Linked DNA regions of Homo sapiens: regions 1 and 3 are each linked to region 2. The links are chromatin loops, found by intact Hi-C in ENCODE. Cell type or tissue: endothelial cell of umbilical vein. All regions are shown on one strand. Region 1 has its middle 56 kb from the start of SPTSSB. Region 2 holds the start of NMD3 (NMD3 ribosome export adaptor). Region 3 holds the start of B3GALNT1 (beta-1,3-N-acetylgalactosaminyltransferase 1 (Globoside blood group)).

Region 1 (5,000 bases), 94 kb after region 2:
TGTAGACTCATTCTCTCCTCAGTTTTCTTGGTGCTGCTGTTCTTTCTTTCTAAGGTCTGAGGGGCCCTGGGACCCCCAGCTTAAGATTCTTCAGGGTCACCTCACTAATGATGTGTGGCATCTTTGCAAATGGAAATATCAGCTTCTTTCCACCACCTTCATGATGCAGGCAGGAACCTGTAAGTCTCTTCCGTGACACCCGAGAGCCAAAGAAGACTCTGGGTAAGCAAGCCCTCTTACTATCTACCCATACTGTGTTGCCTATTTTTACTTTGCTGTGGCCATTCATTGTTGTCCCTCTATGTGATGACATCTTTCCAGAGTGAATCTGAAAGTGGCAACAGCACCTCTACTCTTGGCTTTCCTCTTGACCCTTGTCCCACCTGATACTTCTTTGATCTTATGAGCTAAGGAGGTTTGGTAGTGATCCATAACACATACACATCTGACAATTTGCTTTCCCTAAATCTCCTTTCTCTCTTTCTAGCAAACTCCCTGAGCTGGAAGGGGTATATTCTCCTCTTTCTCCTTATGGTGGTTTTAAAACAAGTCTGAAAAATTTTTGAAACTAAAAAAGGTGCAGTCCATGTCACCTCCCTTGACCCTGGGTGGGCCTTTGTGACTTTCTTGATGAAAGGAATATGGCAGAAGTGATGCTGCATGCTATGCTTTGAGTTTGTCCCCACCGAAACTTATGTTGGAATTTGGTCCCCGAAGGCCAGGCGTGGTGGCTCACGCCTGTAATTCCAGCACTTTGGGAGGCTGAGGCAGGAGGATCACGAGGTCAGGAGATCGAGACCATCCTGGCTAACATGGTGAAACCCCATCTCTACTAAAAATACAAAAAAATAGCCAGGCGTGGTGGCAGGCGCCTGTAGTCCCAGCTACTCAGGAGGCTGAGGCAGGAGAATGGCGTGAACCTGGGAGGCAGAGCTTGCAGTGAGCCAAGATCACGCCACTGCACTCCAGCCTGGGCGACAGAGCCAGACTCCATCTCAAAAAAAAAAAAAAAAAAGAAAGAAATTTGGTCTCCTATGTGGTGGTATTGGGAAGTAGGGCCTAGTGGGAGGTGTTTGGGTCATGGGGGAAGATCCCTTATGAATGTCTTGGTGCTACCTCAAAGTAGTAAGTTCTTGCTGTGGTGATATTAGATTAGTTGCTGTGGGAGTGGGTTGTTATACAGCCAGGATGTTTCTTAGATTTTGCCTTTTCACTCATACCCACTTACCCTTTGACCTTCCATGATGTTTTGACCTAGTTCAAAAGTCCTCACCAGAAACTGAACAGATGCTGAGACAATAATTCTTGAACTTCCCAGCCTAGAGAACAATGAGCTAAATAAACCTTTTTTCTTTATAAATTATCTAGCTTCTGTTATTTTGTCACAGCAACGCAAACTAAGATACTGTGTGATGTTAGGTTGAACTAGGAAAGGCCCCGCCATTTCCACCAGTTTCTCTTAGGACTTGCTCTCAGAGCTTTCCGATCCCATGTAAGGAGACCAGCTGTCCTGAGACCTCCATTTGGGGAGACCACGTGGAGAAAGAATGAGACCTGAGGAGTGTGTGCTATCAGCTGTTCAGTTGCATCCAGCTCAGGAGCTGATGTGAGCTAAGAATCCTTAAAGATGATGCCAGCTCAGCCACTGTCTGATGGCAACCACAAGAGATACTCTGAGTGAGAACCACCTGGCTAAGCCATTCAATGCCCAGATTCACGAGCAAAATAAATGCTTGCCCTTGTTTTAAGTCATTCATTTGGAATAGTTTGCTAATAGGTGACTGAAGCATCCACACTCCCTACAGCTCACATTCTTACCATCCTGCTTCATTTCTTAAGTTGTCACTATGCTATGACTCATCATTAAACCTCCAAGTAGGGTGACCAGTCACCTGATTTGCATGGGACTGAGGGAGTTCTCAAAATTTGAGACTTTCATTGATAAAACAGAAAGTCCTGGGCAAATCAAGATGAGGTGGCCACTCCAACTCCAAGATTTGCTTTTTTTAAAATAAAAAGGTAGCTGAAAGAATTTAGAGATTTCAGAATTATTACTTCACTATAAATTTTTAAAATAGGTAGTGTTGGGCATAGAGGCTGACCCTGTTTTCTAAGTGGTATCTGCCCTCCTAAAGGAATAGATGCTATGTAAATGAGTGGGCTAGCAGAGTCAAAGATAATTATAGGATGTGAAAATACACTTGAAAGTATTTCAAAAATATATCATAACATAGAGATAGGGAAATGATCCAGACAGAGTCACTGACTTGCCAAGGACAAACAGTGACAAGGTCATGATTTGGAATGCAGATATTGGAACTTCAGTCTGGGGTACTTATCTCCAAATTATATCAGTTCTCATTCTTACCAATATTCACCATGTAAGTAGGGTATAATATTCAACCATAGAGAATATTTAGACTGAGGGAGAGATGTCTTTGCTGTAAAATAGTTCACCATCTTCCCATCTAGGTAGCACAGGTTAGACTGAAATCCAATCTCAACCAAGACTGAGTAAACGAAGAACAAGAAAATACATCTTACTTAAAACAAAACCCCAAACCAACTTCAGGTCTATTTTTGAAATGGAGGGTTTGACAATTTCATTATAAATGTTAGTGCAAAATTGTAAGCCCTGGTACTGCTGTCTCAGAAGAAGCCCAGTTAACTGTGGGTTAACTTAGGGCTCTTCAAGGAAGTGAAGGATAGGGAGGCTTCCAACAAGCAGCAGGGCTGGTATAACTGGATACAGGCAAAGGAGCCTTCCTGGGTGTGGTTTTTTGGCAAAGAAACCCAGACTGCCTTGGCAAATGAATAGTAGGCTGGAAATTAGTTGGGGGAGTGGGAGGAGATGGGTGGAAAGGAGGGTGGGGAAGGAGAACATTACCTTGAGGTCTGATGTGGCAGGAAAGTCTACTACCTGCTTGCCCCACCTCTGTTCAGAAAATGTGTGTGGTGCGTTTGCGTATGGGTTCTGAGTGTACCTAAAAAATAGAGTAGAACTTTTCTCAAAGAAGGCAAATTGCTTACTACTATTACTGCAGTGCCATGGCTACCCAATCACCAAGCCCATCTTTTCCAAGAAGGCCAGGAGGAAACTGTCTGACTAGCACAGCTAATACAATGGTGAGGCCATGAGTCAGACACTGATTAGATTCAGCTGATATGTGAACAGCTGTGAGTTGCATTTCATATTATGATTAAAGAAAAATTTCTATAATTTTACACAACCTTTGGACTCATTCATGCAAAACTGAAAGTTAAAAAAAACAATGAGTGAAAACTCTTGGGGCGGGATAACATTTCAAAATTTTAAACATATGCTTTTATTCTGTATTTCCTCCTTTCCTTTCCTTCCACTCAAATAGGTAGTTAAGCCTGTTCTTTGCTTCCATGGAGGAATATAGTTGGGGCAAAAAGGTGAAATAGTCTACATGTTTTTCCTGGCATTGGAAGAATAGGTGAGGCCAACATATTGGCCAGAAACCCGCAAGGGAAAAGATTCCTCTGAGACCAGGGCTGGAAGATTTCCTGGGGTTGGAAGGAGGAAACACAGAAGAACAGAGAGCTCTGAAGTTCTGGGGCAGAGAAGAAACATGCCCTTGTGAAAGCTGTCAGACTCAAAATGGAGTCACTAATGTTAAAACAGCAATAGCAACAATAACAACCCTGGCAAATAGAGGTGGGGAAGGCTGTGAGGAGAGGGTATTCAATCTTGTATGCCTGATAACAAAAGTATCATAAAAGACTGCAAAAACCTCGCACAAAGGTCATTGCAACCTTACACACACAAAAATATTTTTGCAAGGACATCTGCCCAGCAACTGCCTGTTTAACCTTGGGTTGGTATCACCTTTTTGTTTGTTTGTTTATGTTTTAGAGATAGGGTCTCACTGTGTTGCCCAGGCTCAAAATCCTGGGCTTAAGCTAGTCTCCTGCCTCAGCCTCCAGAGTAGCTGGGACTACAGGTGCGCACCACTGAGCCCAACTAATCTTTTGTTATTGATCTTTGTAGATAAGGATAATTTTTTTTCAAAACAATTATGTAATCTTCCTAATTTTTTCCTTTAAAAATCTTTGTCTTCCTTTACCTCCCTGAATATACACATAGTTTACTATGGCAGACGTATTCCCATTGCAATTCTCTATTCTCAAATAAACATCATTTTTTCTAATAGAGCCTCTCTTAATTTGTTATTTAGGTTGACATTCTGAATCTTTCAACATTCATTCATTCAACTTTTTTTACACCAGGCACTGTTTCAAGAGCAGTGAACAAATAGATAAAATTAGAACAAATGCCCTCATGAAGCTTACATTTTAGTGAATATCAAAACGTATGAGATTCTTACGTCAGACATTATTCTAAATGCTTGGTATGTTTTCTTCTCACAACAACCCCTTGAGTTAGATACTATATTCCCAGCTTACAAATGAAGAAAGTGAGACAGAGAAAGAAGATATAATTTGCTGATCTCACAGCTAGTAAGTAGCAGGGCTGGAATTAGAACCCAGATAAACCAGCTTCATTTATTTTAACTGCTATGGTACTCTTGCTAAACTTTTAGGCAGGGTTTTGGGAGGGTGGCAAGACACTAGAGTTGCGAAGGCTGCTTGCGGCAGTTTTACAGAGAACTTCATGCCCCAGATAGGTCAGGGTAGGAGTGGAAAGACCCTGAAATTCCAGGGTCCTCCACTGTGGATGATAAATGTCTCAGAGGCAGCCTACCTTTCCCTGAATGTCTTCCACTGCCTGAGTCTGAGACAGCAGCTTGACCAGAGGGGAAGAGCCCTGAGGTCTGAGGTTGTGTTTCCTCCCTGCTTAGCAGGATGTGCACTCAAAATAGAAATTAGACTGTGTTAAAATAATAGAGATAATAAAATAGAAAGAATTGTTAAAGTAAGATGAAATTGCGGGGCACAGTGACACATACCTGTAGTTCCAGCTCCTCAGGAGGCAGAGGCAGGAGGAACACTTGAGCCCAGAAGTTTGAGTCCAG
Region 2 (5,000 bases):
GCCTTTGACATTTAGAAGCTGGTCTGGTACTTGCAGCTATGCCATAATATTTTCCTATTAGACAGAAATAATTTCACAGAATACTAAACTCAGACAAGATTACTCTGAAACCATGATAAAATGAGGCAAAGAAGGTCACTTCATAATTTTGTCTAAGCACAGACCAAAATAAGTTCACTATGCCACCCACAAAATACCAAACATTCCCTTTCTTCACCAAAATGAGTGACTGCTACTTCTTTGCTAATTGCAGCTTTATCCTCCTGCTTCCCTTTGTGTAAATAAGATTTACTGAGACATCCAATCACAGAATTGCCCCTGCTTTCTGACAGCATCCAATCTATAGAAAAACCTCTATTTTCTTAGGGCCTCCCCGAAAACACCCGCCCAAAGCCCCAATCCTATGATAGGTTTGTTCTAAACACCCTCTTACTGAGATACCCAAAGGGTATCCATGGTGAGTGTCTGGGCTCACTTCGAAGAGTAATAAATAGACAGAAGCTGCTTAACTACAGCTGTGTTCCTAGTGGTGTTTGGTTGAGGGCATAGGCAGTGTGAATAGAAAAAACGGGGAGAAAAACACTGTCTCTTCAGAGTTGTGGTGGGTATTAAATGGATAATTAATTTACCAATATATATTGAGGGTCTGTTTTGTGTCAGCTGCTGTGCTAGGTGCACCAAGAAGAACAAGACCCGAATTGCTCTCCAGGGTTTTGAAACTGCTGGGCATGCAGAGTAGAAAATTTATGATCCAATTCAAAGCACTATTATAGAGGCATATACCTCGTATAAAGGTGTTATCATAGAACCATATATACAGAAGGAGCATGTAACTCCTCTGGCCCTTAGGGACCGAAGGAGTCAGAAAAGAGAGGATGTATGGTGGACAGGATAATGGCTCTGCAAAGATGTCCTATTCCCTGAAATCTGTGAATATATTACCTAACATGGCAAACGAACTTTACAGATGTGATTAAATTTCTTGAGATGGAGAGATTATTCTGGATTATTTGGTTGGGCCCAGTGAAATCACAAGTGTCCTTGTAAGAGGGGTGCGGGGGGGTGGGGGTGAGAAAAGGAGACTCTGACTGCAAAATGATGTGGGACCACAAGCCAAGGAATGTGGGCAGCGTGTAGAAGTTGGAAAGGGCCAGGGAATGGATTTTCTCCTGGAGCCTCCAGAGTCAGCCCTCACCATCTATTTAGACCTGTAGCTTCCAGAACTGGAAGAGAACAAATTTGTGTTTTCTAAGCCAACTAAATCAGTGATAATTTGTTAGAGCAGCACTAGGAAACTAATTCAGGCTTAATCTTTAGTGCCGAGTCCCGGGTAGAAGCAAAGGAAGACTATTTTCTGTGAGGACCTGCCAGTTGGTCTTCATGGCTTGCGAGTACGTGTGCTTGGGAGTAGGACAGGATATGTGGAGATCAGATCCTGAAAGGTCTTCTTTCCACACAAAGAAACTGGAAATAATGCTGAAGGTAATCAGAGGCCACTGAAGGATTAAAAGCAGGGGAGTGTGACAAAATCAGAACTGCATTTCAGAAGGATGAATTGAAGTCTACAAGTAGAGACAACAGACGAGAGGCTACTTAAGTATTCTGGGCAAGAAATGATGAGAGGCTGTCTCTGATCACCCTCTACAAAACGCCTTTGCTTATTCCTTGAAATTTGGGATGAGAGGATTTAGAAAAAAAAATGGTTGTACTCTTCAAATATTTGAAAGGCTGTCATGAGACAGATTAGACACGGTCTGTGCTGCTCCAAGTTTGAGGGATAAATCAGTCATAAGAAGATATTAAATGCACTATCCGGAAGCACATAATTAATAATTTGTCTAAAAATCGCATAGACTTCTTCACAGATAATTATGCTTTACATTTCATTCTTTCAACAAATAATCATTTGAGCAGTTAGCATGTGGCAGGCATCAGGCCTGTATATGACGGTGAACCAAACAGACAAAAGGCACTGCCCTGGATGGAGTTTCTTTGCATAAGGTACCGTTTACAGATAACTTTTATATAAAATAATCATTTAATCAAGAAGCAAGCTCACAGTCGGGATAGCTGAAAAGAGACTAATATACGGGCGAGGTTGGTTTGGAGTAAACCCTGGCCTGGGAAAATCGAGACGATAACTGAAAAGCAGTCACTGACGGCAAATGAGCCCCTGGGACTTCTCTCCGCGAGCTTTCCCAGCCACCAGGCCGCTCCCATCACCCTTCCGCCCGTCGGTGCCGCCCCTTTCCTCGTCCCCACCCCGTCCCTTTTAATACGTCACTCGGGCCGCGGGATTTCGAGCATTTCGCTCGCGAGATCTTCTCTGTGGCGGAGACAGCCAGGTTGGCAGCTGACGGGACAGCCGGGGTCTATTTTGTTGCGGGTTTTCAGCAAATCCAGGGCTGGTCTGGAGGCGCGAAGTAGGTTCCGGAGTCCGAGACCTGGGCTGTCGGCCGCGGGCCCCTGAGTAGCGGATGGGGCGGGCTCCCCGGCCTCGGGGCCGTGCTCAGTCTGCGTGAGCGCCGCGTGCCCGGAACCCGTGTGCGGTCGCGCCCCGGGGTTGGGGGTCGGCGTGGGTGGCCCTCGGGCGCCGGGACGCCGTCCGGAGACTCCTGTGGCGTGGGTCTGAGGCGCGGTGGTCCGGTGCGGTCCCTGGGCTGGTGGAGAGCGGGAGGGCCCGGGCGTCCACAATCCCGAGCTGACCTCGCCCTTGGTCGTCCAGGGTTGGAGCCCAGGTGAGATGGAGGTCAGCGGCAGAGCTGGGTGGCCCGAGGGTCTTGCAGCTGGGAAGCTCAGGAAATCCCATGGTCCTCATCTTAAAGTTCTTTTTAACGAACTTACCCAGTGGAGTTGGGTTTCCTTCTTTCCTGCTTTTTCGAAGTTCTGTGAATATATTAATTATTCAGAGAGACTGGAGGAAGACGTAAAAAGAGGAGACTAGGTAAAGTGATTTAAATCCCAACATTCTCTTTTTTTTTTTTTTTTTTTTTTTTTTTTTTAAAAGAACTTAAGGCATACAGAACGATGGAGTATATGGCAGAATCCACCGACCGCAGCCCTGGACACATGTGAGTGCGACACTTCTTCCTTCCCCCTTAAATGTGAAAATCTTCAGTGAGCCCGGGAAACTCACTATGGAGAACGCTTGAGGGTGGGTGGGAAAGAGCGTATATTGTCATAAATGGGAAAAAATAGAAGTCTTATTTCTGTAGAAAATCGAATTAGTTTCTGGTTATAAAGCTTGTTCTAGTAAATATAAGCTCTAAGAGGGTTAAAATATTTACCATACATCCTTTTAGATCGGCACTGTCCAATATGTAGCCATTAGCTACGTGTGGCTATTTAAATTTACTTTTTACTTACTTTTTTTTTTTGAGACGGAATCTCGCTCTGTTGCCCAGGCTGGAGTGCAGTAGTGTGATCTCGGCTCACTGCAACCTCCACCTCCCGGGTTCAAGCAATTCCCTGCCTCAGCCTCCCGAGTAGCTCGGATGACTTCCTGATTTTTATTGGAGATTATAATGTAGTAATTTTTAAATTTTGAACATCTTAAATCTTAGTTATCAATTTTTAATTTCTTGCATTTAAGTTCAAATTAACTTTTTTTTTTTTGCTGTTAAATAGGTTTAATGATACAGTGCTCTTCAAAGAGATTACTACAGAGACTTTTAAACGATAATCCTGGAATCGTTCAGCACAGACCAATTAGCTAAATCTAAAATAAATTGGCTTCTTACCACAACTACCCTGTAAACATTGTAGTCCTTCTGTCTAGAATGACCCTAATCTCACAGGAAAACAGTAACTATGGAGAAACTAGCTTTGTGGCCAAAAGTAAAAACCAAAGGAAAAATAGGAATTCAGTGGTTAGTGAAAGCAGGAAATTTGGCCCCCTTCCCTGTGATGCTTTACTCTTCCCTTGTCCATCAGTTAGCTCAGTGGGTTTGAATAAGCCATCTGAAAATGTCTTTGGAGCTCAGCATAGTGCTGATCTTCCTTGTTCTATCAGTAGCTTTTAACAGACACTTGTCTAAGGGCTCAAAGCCCTTCACAGAACCCTTTCTTGGAATGGGTTGTTTGACCATTATACTTCCCTCCGGACAACCAGCACTTCTGGAAGAGCCTGGTTAGCTCTGTCAGGAACTGCTTTCTTTCCAGGTGGTACCGCTGGCTCCACTCTGTCAACATAAACCCCAAGCAGTTTAAGTTGGAAGTTTCCTAAATTAATTTAAATGGAATAAAATTAAATACTTGGTTGCTCGTTTGTACTAGCCATGTTGCCACATGTGGCTAGTGGCTACCATTGGACATGGAAGATTATTGAACTTTTATTTTGGACAATGTTGTTCTACATTAGGGGTTCTCAGACTTTTTCTGCCCCCAGTACATCTCGAATTATGATAGTTCCGTCATTTATACTGAGTCTCTAGATGTTGATAGACTTCCTATACTGTTAAAAAAAAAATTCTGCTATGGGTAAATGTTTATATTTCAGCAGTCCTTATGCTTTTTTTTTTTAATTGCCTTTGGAGTATATTGGCGTCTGATTCTGTTAGAAATGATTTAGATATTAGTTTCTATTGGTGTAGTCCAGAGATATACTTGAAGAAATGTTCATTAGAGATAAGTAGACAGCTGTAGTCTTTTAATGTAGTGACACCATACTGTTCACCTAAGCTATGGTCCTCTGTATGCCCTGAATAAATAGATTTTTGAAGACTTAGTATTTAGAGATGAGGTGGTTGAATTAAAAAGAGACAAACTGATCTTACATATTCTTGATACAGGATTTTCTTTTTGGTTTTTGCCATTGACACACTATTGCCTTGTTAATTGATTCTTTCTTGGTTTTCCAATTTTCAACAAGGGATAATGAATAACAGTGCTTCTCAAATTTTTCCCAAGTTTGCTATTACACTTGTGGTTGGGAAGTTTATCTGTTTATTTGTAAAAGTTAATGTGAATGTTTGTGTCTGCATAGAAAATGTTTGGAAGGA
Region 3 (5,000 bases), 120 kb before region 2:
CAAAGTCTGTAACCAAAATAGCAGCCAAATACAATTCCAGATATGAGATATGGTTTGAGCCCTATGACATGCTGCAGGAATAGGTGGCTGCAGGCTTGTGAAATGTTTTAACAGGAGGACTTGTGTATTCTAACTTTTATGAGACTATTCAAAATGCACAGCTTGAGTTTAGCAGAAATCCATGTTCTATCCCAGAAGCGGGCAAACTTTTTTCCCCATAAAAGGCAGATAGTAAATATCTTCTTTGAGGGCCCTAGGGTCTGTCTCAGCTACTCCATTCTGCTTTTGCATAGAAAGTGGTAACTCCATTCTTGAAAACAAACTCTGGAAACAAAATAGCTAAATATAGTTCCAGATAACAGACACAGAAAGAGAAGCAACAGACAATGAGATCCTACCTACCTACCTGTGTTCAGAGTCAGAAATACATGGGGTGGGAAACCGATAACCTACTCTAGCTTTCTTTTAGTTCCTTAATGTCTCAGAGATTCAAGGAGTGCAGGTTATCTCCCCAGCCAAATCTCCCAACCTTCCAGCACTTGGGGCCCTACCCTACAGATGTTCTGTGGCTTCATCTTCCTTCCCCATGCTGATGCGCCCCCTACAAACTGCCGTATTTCTAGCTCATCCTCTCATCTTCCCCTAGCCTCTAATTCACAATATGCCAAAAGGACTGGTAACAAAAGCAAATCAGTATTTATAATATACAATTTTTTATTAGTATAAAAGCATTGTCCATAGTCCCAAGAGAGATGTTTGCCAAACAGCCTGCTGTTAAATGAACTGTAACTTTTGAATGTATCTGTTGTGCAAGGTCATTAAGAGTATCCTGTTTGATCCCACGTGCTTGACCCCATCCATGTGGCTATCTACCACACAGTGGGAGTTTACCCCATAGCGAGCAACCATGATCCATCCTGTTAAAAGCTTCTTTGGTCTGGACATGATATAGTTGTGAAAGGGACAAAGACATTTCCCAAAAGAGGGTTCTACCTGCATCATCCAATGGTGGATGGAACAAAGCTGGAGGCTGGGCACAAGAAGAAGAGACATCATCCATCCAAAGGGGAAAGAGAAAAAGTACTCAATGGAGCATTTTCTTAGGCATAAAGGGAATTGAGTCAGAACTTGAAGTTGAATATGACCCACCAAATTAACTTTTTATAGTTATTGGGTTTTCCTGAAGAACCATGGTATTTTAATAATTCAATTTTTTAGAAAATATATATATTATTAGAGCCGGGTGAGGTGGCACACACCTGAAGTCCTCGCTACTCTGCAGGCTTAGGTAGGAGGATCATTTGAGCCCAGGGGTTCCAGTCCAGCCTGGGAAACATAAAGTGGCCTTGTCTCTATTTTTCAAGCAAGAAAAAAGAAAAAAATATATTATCCAAAATGGCTTAGTAGAGCTTCACTCTTGAATTTCTTCAAATCCTCTGATGAAAGAATCGTACTAGAATATACAACAAACTTCGTGGCTGCATCAACGATACTTAAAACCTTGTAAAGGGCATTATTATGGGCATTTTTAACCAATTAGGATAATTTATAAGTTAAAAGTAGATGAACTTACCTGTGGAATTCCAGATGAAATTAAAGCTTAAGTTTTTTGTTGTTTTCTGTATTCCATGCTTAATTAAAACACTCAGATCTGTTGTGAACTACTGAACAGAAGAACAGAAAAAAATATATATGAGTCATAACATTAGGAATTATGACATCTAAAATCAATGTTGTATACTTAGCAAGTTGTTTTTGGAGCCATTTATTACATATCAACACTTTTTTCATTTTTGGAAAAGCCTTGATCCTCTCTTCTCGCTTTCAAATCACCTCATGCTCTAATCTGAAATTATACTTGGACACTGTTTTTTTGTTTTTTGTTTGTTTTGGAGATGGAGTCTCACTCTGTTGCCCAGGCTGGAGTGCAATGGCACAATCTCGGCTCACTGCAACCTCTGCCTCCCGGGTTCGAGCAATTCTCCTGCCTCAGCCCCCCGAGGAACTGGGATTTCAGGTGTGTGCCACCACACCCAGCTAATTTTGTATATTTAGTAGAGACGGGGTTTCACCACGTTGGCCAAGCCGATCTCGAACTCCCGACCTGAGGTGATCTGCCCGCCTCGGCCTCCCAAAGTGCTGGAATTACTGGCGTGAGCCACCGCGCCCGGCCTGGATGCTGTTTTGACAACAGTGTTTATTTTCAGGTCTGGAGTTATCCAATGGCCATTCATTTGAACGAACATTTTAGTCTATGAGGGGAAAAAAGTCATAGTCTCTTATCTGTTAGTAATAAACGATTCTGTTCTCCAGACTGATACGCGTTCAGTAATTTGTGCTTTTATCAGGCATCGACACATGCATACTAAGAGCACAAATTCAGCGCCCTTCTTTTGCTTAAGCCTCCTGGGAGAAGCTAAAAAACTTGTTCCCAGTTGAACACTGCAAACCCAAATTTTCCTTACCTCTGAAAACAGAAAAAAAGACATGGTTTGGCAATTTCTTCCTTGATAGCTTTTCCCACAACGCAGCCACCTCCTAAACGCAGGCAATCTGTGCAAAACGCAGAGGAAACAAAATCATGAAAGCCCTGCAAATCTCCCTCCTAAATCCAACATTAAGAAGGCGAACGGATACTGAATTCAAAGACTACCCGTACTTGAGGATGGCATCATTCCTTACTGCTTGGAAAAGTGAGACTCCGTTGCACCTCTAGGAATCTTTTTAAAACGCCCTGTATGTTCCTTAACACTGCCTGTAGGAATCCTGTAGCCCTAGCCCCGTGGGATTTCCTTCTCTCTCCGCCCGTTCTCCACATTCCCCACTTAGTTTCACATTCCTTCCCAATCCCTCCGACATCCCTGCGCCGGGGCCCTTCCCTAGCGCTCCGGGAAAGCGTTCGCCGCAGGCCTGTTAGGGGCCCACCAATACCGTAACACCGTTCCCGTCCTCTTCCTCGGCACCGCTGCAAACGCCCCGGGTCGCTACCCGGATTTGACGGTGGCTGGAGCGGCACGGGCGACGCAAGGCAGGTATTGCACCCTGGGGCAAGGCAAGGTGGACAACCAGCGGATGCGGCGCGGCCGCGGCCTGGGCCTGGGCCCTCCGCGTCGCCCACTGCCCCACTGGGCCCCTTCTCCCGCGCTCACCGGAGGCGGGCAGCTGCTCGTCACCGAGACCCGAGACCCACGGTGCGGCGGCTCAACCTGGGCCACGCTCCGCTCTAGAGGAGTGGGCGGTGCCTCCCGGCCTAGCTGCCGGGGTCTAGGCGTTTCCGAGGACGGCGCGTTCCGGGAAAGGCGGGTCCGGTGGCTATACCCTCCACCCAGTGGCAGGACTCAACCGCCTCGGAGACCCTGCAGGGCCGCCCTTCTCACTCACCTCCTGTGCTCGGCGCGCACCCAGCTCGGAAGCGGGAAGGTGGCCGGCGTTCTCTCCCTGCGCACACACGCAGCCTCCCCGCATCCGCACGCACGGCCGGGCGCGCGCAGACCACGCGCCAGGGCCGCGGCCGGAAGCCCCTGGCTGCACGCGCGGGCCCAGGCGGCCCCCAGCCCTGTGAGCTCGCATGGCGCGCCCTCTGGGTCCTCGCGGTCACCTTGCATTCCGAGCACGGCCGTGTTATGTATGCCTTTAGTTGATGCTGGCCAAAATTAGACAACTTAGTGGCAGACGTCGAGCTAGAATTTTTGTTTGAGATCCTTTTTCCCTGGTCGTCTTTCCAAACTGCGTGAGTGCATGGCCTCGAGGCGGCCCTGGAGGGATTTTCTTGTTAAACTTCATACAGAACTAATTAGGAAAGAGGAAATCTTAGGAGGAGTTCTTTGCTGTCTCAGAAGAAATGCCAGTTCTTCTTCCGGAATCGATGGGGAATGGAATGGGGGTAAGAGAGACACGTCAGGTTTCAATGGCCTGTGTATGGATGGGAGTCCCAGGGAGTTGCTTTTGTACACCTGAGCATAGCTGACCTAAACTCCCAGATCCATCTCCTCAAACTCCTTTTACCAAGATGTGCAGTATTGATTGTACTGGTCCTTTCCTCAAAATCAAGTGGGTCTGGATCATGTATTTAACCACTACCAAGCTCAGCCATGAGCACCACCCCTGATTGTAACCCACACATTTGCATCAAGACTAAACGTGGCCCACCATTTCTTTTTGTTTACTGACTCTTTGGCCTGACTGCTTCTTCCTTATAGCCTTTTTCTGCAAAATTACTTAGGATAGTTTGAAGGTTCTCTGAAAATAATAGGGGTGAATATAGAGATCAAAATGGATATACAACAAAAGTAAGTTTAGATAGTAGCAGTGTAAGTCAAGGACTTAGTTGACACTGCATAAATAATCAGATCTAAATTATAATAATCAGATCTAAATTATGGTTGAGATTGTTTTCCTGGTTCCAGCCTTGGCAGGTAGCTGTGTCCTTTGCAGAGGGTAAAGTGATTGCTGCCCTGCTGCACGCCTTTATCACAGCCATTCTTCACCCTACCTGGGCTGACAGTTCACCTCACTAAGTCAAGGAGGTCCATTAATAACAAAACCAGACAGGTTTCACTGCAGATAGATTAATATGCTGAAAAAATAGACCTCTTATTTGGAAGAATGCTTTAGGGCATTAATACTATATTTTACAAATTCCGTTTCTTAAAATTTTAGAAAAGTTGTATTTCAATACTCATTTTTAAAATGTTTTGAATGTCCTTTGAGTAACCAGCAGGTATATGTGCTCATAGCTGCCAAAACTTCCCTGGAATGCAAAGCAGAGCCATGGACAACAGATTGGGGTAAGAAATTCTCCTAAATGAAGTAAGTGAGACAAAAAGGCCCAAAACCTTTATGAGATTATTTCCTTTGAAGCAGTCTCCTTTTTCTTTGTGTAGCATTTATCAGCTTGTGATTGAGTCATCTATTGCTGCAGATCGAACTCTCCCAAAATATAGTTGCTTGCAAAAATGTCAATTTAATATTTCTCATAATTCTGAAGGTTGGTTATGTGG

What was found. Hi-C counts contacts between places; a loop is a spot of excess contacts. Peaks named below come from ENCODE experiments on the same cell type or tissue, not always from the same donor. Only the 100,000 strongest peaks of a DNase experiment are listed, where the experiment ranks them.
Region 1: a loop joins it to region 2, with 4 times the contacts of the local background. A loop is called at or near these places in 4 of 110 quality-filtered maps.
Region 3: it touches region 2 in a loop (3.0-fold over the local background); 31 of 110 quality-filtered maps call a loop at or near these places.

The regions. Positions count from the first base shown.
Region 1 is chr3:161,313,372-161,318,371 of GRCh38, forward strand. No RefSeq gene overlaps it. Among named protein-coding and RNA genes, the nearest start is that of SPTSSB, 56 kb to the right of the region's middle. In endothelial cell of umbilical vein, no CTCF peak of the experiment used is centred here; a DNase peak (open chromatin) is centred at 3,110; H3K27ac peaks cover 2,323 bases.
Region 2 is chr3:161,218,987-161,223,986 of GRCh38, forward strand. It overlaps NMD3 (NMD3 ribosome export adaptor), which reads left to right and starts at 2,325. Exons shown (of 16, transcript NM_015938.5): 1 at 2,325-2,423; 2 at 3,008-3,071. The coding sequence starts at 3,028. It also overlaps the pseudogene SRP14P5. RefSeq lists enhancers at 1,898-2,007, 2,067-2,568 and a silencer at 2,488-2,687. In endothelial cell of umbilical vein, no CTCF peak of the experiment used is centred here; a DNase peak (open chromatin) is centred at 2,265; H3K4me3 peaks cover 2,403 bases; H3K27ac peaks cover 2,440 bases.
Region 3 is chr3:161,101,854-161,106,853 of GRCh38, forward strand. B3GALNT1 (beta-1,3-N-acetylgalactosaminyltransferase 1 (Globoside blood group)) reads right to left here and starts at 3,496. Exons shown (of 5, transcript NM_003781.4): 1 at 3,382-3,496; 2 at 2,466-2,553; 3 at 1,574-1,664. LOC124909453 (a long non-coding RNA gene) reads left to right here and starts at 2,828. Exons shown (of 2, transcript XR_007096147.1): 1 at 2,828-3,032; 2 at 4,718-5,000. RefSeq lists silencers at 3,051-3,300, 3,311-3,400. In endothelial cell of umbilical vein, no CTCF peak of the experiment used is centred here; a DNase peak (open chromatin) is centred at 2,878; H3K4me3 peaks cover 1,390 bases; H3K27ac peaks cover 898 bases.